Regions from separate parts of the Homo sapiens genome. Here region 1 is linked to region 2. Evidence: read pairs that join two places in POLR2A ChIA-PET (ENCODE). Cell type or tissue: PC-3. All regions are shown on one strand.

Region 1 (2,500 bases), 320 kb before region 2:
CTGTTATTAAGATCTGGCAACGTGCCAAGCACGGTGGCTCACGCCTGTAATCCCAGCACTTTGGGAGGCCAAGCTGGGTGGATCACTTGAGGTCAGGAGTTTGAGACCAGCCTGGTCAACATGGTGAAACCCTGTCTCTACTAAAAATACAAAAAAAAAAAAAAAAAAAAAAAAAAAAAAATTAGCCAGGTGTGGTGGCGGGTGCCTGTAATCCCAGCTACTCCAGAAGGCTGAGGCATAAGAATCGCTTGAACCCGGCAGGTGGAGGTTGCAGTGAGCTGAGATTGTGCCACTGCACTCCAGCCTGGGTGACAGAATGAGACTCTGTCTCCAAAAATAAATAAATAAATAAAAGATCTAGCAACACAATAGGTTAGAACTATATTTCTGAGATTTTTAAGAAAACTTTCTTGAACAGTTTGAAGAGTCTTCCCTTTTAGATTTTGGAGCCAAATATTTATACTGAAAAATAAAAGTAAAGAATGAGCTCTGGCCGGGCACAGTGGCTCACACCTGTAATCCCAGCACTTTGGGAGGCCGAGGCGGGAGGATCACGAGGTCAAGAGATCAAGACCATGGTGAAACCCCGTCTCTACTAAAAATACAAAAAATTAGCCGGACGTGGTGGCAGGCACCTGTAGTCCCAGCTACTAGAGGCTTAGGCAGGAGAATGGTGTGAACCCAGGAGGCAGAGCTTGCAGTGAGCCGAGATTCGTGCCACTGCACTCCAGCCTGGGCGACAGAGTGAGACTCCATCTCAAAAAAAAAAAAAAAAAGAATGAGCTCTCGGCCAGGTGCAGTGACTCATGCCTGTAATCCCAGCCTTTGGGAGGCTGAGGCGGGCAAACAGTTTGAACTCAGGAGTTCGAGACCAGCCTAGCCAATATGGCAAAACTCTGTCTCTACTAAAAATACAAAAATGAGCCAGGTGTGGTGGCACATCCCTGTAATCCCAGCTGCATGGGAAACTTAGGTGGGAGGATAGCTTTAGCCCAGGAAATGGGGGTTGCAGTGAGCTGGTATCATGCCACTGTTCTCCAGCCTGGAAACAGAGACAAATCCTGTTTTAAAAAAAAAAAAAAAAAAAAAACAAAACCAAGAGCTCTCCACTAAAAACTTTACAAGCCCACACTACTTTTGAAATGATACTGTGAATACTTTTGGTGGTCCAAAAAAAAAAATTCATATTATCAAGTCAGCATGACAGATAAATTCATGTTTACAGCTCAATAGTTTGAGAAGCTCTTGGCAGAAGAGCTCTTGCTATAATAGTTCATGTTTGTTTAGCATGAATAGTCATCTAGGGAAGACTTTTTACATTAAGCAAATCTTACTAAAAGACAAAATCAGTAAGCTGGCACATAGGGAAATATTCATAATAAGGTGATAATGCATGTAATAAAATGTGATGAGTAGTTTCAAATAAATGGCAGGGACCTTGGTTTGCAGGCTTACTTAGAGGTCTTTCTTGAGTTGTGCTGATTTCACCCTAAGCCCTGGTGACTCCAGCTCTCTCTTCCTGTAAGTCATGATGAGTGGACAGAGCCTTTTGTTCATGTGGGGGCTAAGGGAGGTATGTCCTTCATGACACCTCTTGCATGGCTCGGGTCAAGGACCTGGTTTCCCTTTATTTGGACTGCAGAAGGGTGGTGATGAATTGTAACAGAAAGGGTAGCTTTCTACCCTATGTGAAGAGCTCGCTAATGTGTTTTTCTTTTTTATTCTGGTCAAACTGTATAATTAGTCCTTCAGAGTCTATTTTTTCTTTGGAAGTAAGCCAGGAGGAGGAGCTATAATGGCCACTATGCCCCCAAATCACCACTGTTATTACAATGGTCCCTACTTGACACTGCATGCTGGAAGCTACCATATTCTGTTTTTTTAGATATGAGAGTTAAGGAGAAGCCATTTTCCTCAGTCATGATTATAAAGCACTGGGTGGGGGAAAAACAAAAACCTTTTTTTAACTTGTTTCTGAGGACAACAGTGATTATTCAAAAACAATGCCATCACTTGAACGGCATGACAATCTTGGGAAGGCTTTCTAAGTTTGGAAAGGCTAAAGATATAATTCGGCACATTAGACTCAAGTGGGTGGTCTCTAAAATGTGAAGAAGAACCAAAGCTATGCTACAAAACACGGGGAAATTAGCCCAAATGTTTGATAAACTTACTACAAGCACAAAAACAGAACACACGCATGGCTTAATACATGTGCAGTAAATACTGCTATTCATAGACAAACCTTAACTAGAATCTTCCTCACTTCATATCTGAGCATTCTTTCTCAACTTTAGCCATCTTACTGGGCAACCCAAGCCTACGCTGTGTATGAAAGGAAGCTTGGCTTAGGCCACCCTCTCTTCTGAATAGAATTGTTCCCTTCTTCTTTGCCAATCCAGGTGCCTCAAATCTTTCATAACCTCTCTGGAAGCCCATCTCCAGTAAGTTCTCTACTTAACATGCCCCTGGGTTAGTACTCCATCTCCTCCCATCACAG
Region 2 (2,500 bases):
ATATTATTTACGTGACATGAGGGAAAGATGTCTGCCACCCGGGCACACGAGGTCCATTTGGCTTGGAACACAAGGAGAGACAGAGATGAGGCTGCAAATTAACCACTTGATATCTGTCCTTCTGCAGATCAACAGCCAGGGTCACTGGGTGTCTAGCTATCCTCCTACTCAACTGCACTGAAATTTCTCCCAAATCTCCAAAACATGTTTAGTAATTCTGCCAGTTATATTTATCAAGAGCTTAAACAATCAGATTGTTAATAGCCTTTTCTTAAAAAGTGTTAGAATTTTAGTTGTTAGTGAATGATTCTTAAAAGGCTGTTCTGTCTTTGGGTTAGGGCCAATTGTTCATTTACTGAAAGATATACACGGAAAAGAAAAGGATCTGATTCTGCATTGCCACTACTTAAGCGCTGTGAAATGCTTGAGCTTTTGTCAGGTGTCTGTAGCCTCATTTCATCTTCACTGTAGACTTGTGGAAATGCATTATTATGACGCCAATTGTACAGATGCAGAAGTAAAGGCTGAGAGAAATGTAGAGGTTCACTGCATTGACATAGTGAGGAATTGATTGCAGTGGTTGGCTGTCAGGGAACAGTCAATGTCCCTAGCTAGGACAATTTTAATACTACCATTGTGTCAGTTTTGGGCCCCAGTTATGCATTCTCTTTTGGAAGACATACAACCTGGACATACTTATGTGAACCCCGAAAATCTGAGGCAGGTCTCAGTTAGTTTAGAAAGTTTATTTGCCAAGGTTGAGGATGCACGCCCATGATGCAGCCTCAGGAGGTCCTGAAGACATGTGCCCGAGGTGATCAGAGCACAGCTTGGTTTTATACATTTTAGGGAGACATGAGACATCAATCATCATATGTAAAATGAACATTGGTTTAGTCTGGAAAGGAGGGACAAATCGAAGCAGGGAGTGGGCTTCCAGGTCGTAGATAAGAGACAAATGGTTGCATTTCAAGTTTGTGATTAGCCTCTCCAAAGGAGGCCATCAGATATGCGTTTATCTCAGTGAGCACAGGGGTGACTTTGAACAGAATGGGAGGCAGGTTTGCCTTTAGCAGTTCCCAGCTTGACTTTTCCCTTTAGCTTGATGATTTTGGGGGTCCAAGATATTTTCCTTTTCTTTTTTTTTTTTTTTCTGAGACAGAGTCTTGCTCTGTCGCTCAGGCTGGAGTGCAGTGGTGCAATCTCAGATCACCGCAACCTCTACCTCCCAGGTTCAAGTGATTCTTCTGCGTCAGCCTCCCATGTAGCTGGGATTCCAGGAACGTGCCACCATGCCTGACTAATTTTTGTATTTTTAGTAGAGATGGCGTTTCACCACGTTGGCCAGGCTGGTCTTGAACTCCTGACCTCAGGTGATCCACCTGCCTCGGCCTCCCAAAGTGCTGGGATTACAGGCGTGAGCCTGGCCTTTCCTTGCACACTTAACATCCCAGGATCTTACTTAATGCTGGGAATGAGGTTCTATGGAGGACTCCCGGTGTTTTTTCTCCTGCTCTCCAAAGCCAACCAAGATCTCTTCAGAAATCTTCAGCTCAGCCCAAAGGAGAAACTTCCAAGGTAAAAGAATTTTCCTAAAAGTATAAATGATATTAAGAATTCTGCCCATATGGACTGGGATTATGCTTTATTTCCTGATGGGCCTTTTTCAAAATAAATCATGTTCCTACTCTCCATCTTAGCAGATGATGAAGGCAATTGCTGCTGAAATGGAACCATGTGGTAACCCCTGCATTAAAGCAAGTGTAGGTTTATTACATACATTGGACACAGTAGGTGACAATGTAGAATTATTTATTTTAAGGGTACAAGACCATTTACCTTCCTTCCTCAATATCCTTCTTATACCTTATTATAGTGCTGCACTTTACACTGTAAGAATCATTCCTTGGAATTTGTAAGGCCCTGAATATAAAAAGCCACTGTTAAAATAGCATGCTACCTAAGAAAAGTAACCCATTAACATCCATTAAGGCTTAAGTGTTAATTATAATCATGAAGTTTGAAAGTTATGGCTAAATGATTTATTATTCAGAAGCCAAAGCCTTCTAGATTTGTTTGACTCCAAGGATAGAGTCAAAAGTTCAAACGATTCTAATAATGCAAAAATATCAAGAAATTATGGAATCTTCTCATTCCACCCTTCCTCTTTATCTTAAACTGCTACTATTTCAAAATATATGTGTTAGTCATGCCGATTACTGTGAGGTTATCAAGGGTAGTCTTCAATATAGAGCCTTTACTTTCTTTTCAGAGCTTTATGGGAGAACTGGTTGTCTTCTATGTTTTCCCTTGAGAATTTTGCTTATCTGTTGTGTCTGTCCTAAATGCTACAGTAGTTGGTCTCAGACTGAGCTGTGTTTTTGTACACTGTCATGGACAGTAGCATTTATGAAGCATTTTTTGCATACAATTCTTGTCTTTGATAGTGATTATATTTTGTATTTTAATAAATTATCCTGGGCTGGGTGTAGTGCCTCAT

Evidence for each region. Peaks named below come from ENCODE experiments on the same cell type or tissue, not always from the same donor. Only the 100,000 strongest peaks of a DNase experiment are listed, where the experiment ranks them.
Region 1: POLR2A ChIA-PET joins it to region 2 with 18 read pairs; 2 of 35 experiments call an interaction of 5 or more read pairs at or near these places.

Annotation. Positions count from the first base shown.
Region 1 is chr21:25,900,229-25,902,728 of GRCh38, forward strand. The region is part of intron 15 of APP (amyloid beta precursor protein); the gene reads right to left. Among named protein-coding and RNA genes, the nearest start is that of GABPA, 170 kb to the left of the region's middle. In PC-3, no CTCF peak of the experiment used is centred here; a DNase peak (open chromatin) is centred at 1,493; H3K27ac peaks cover 1,436 bases.
Region 2 is chr21:26,221,658-26,224,157 of GRCh38, forward strand. No RefSeq gene overlaps it. Among named protein-coding and RNA genes, the nearest start is that of APP-DT, 52 kb to the left of the region's middle. In PC-3, no CTCF peak of the experiment used is centred here; no DNase peak of the experiment used is centred here.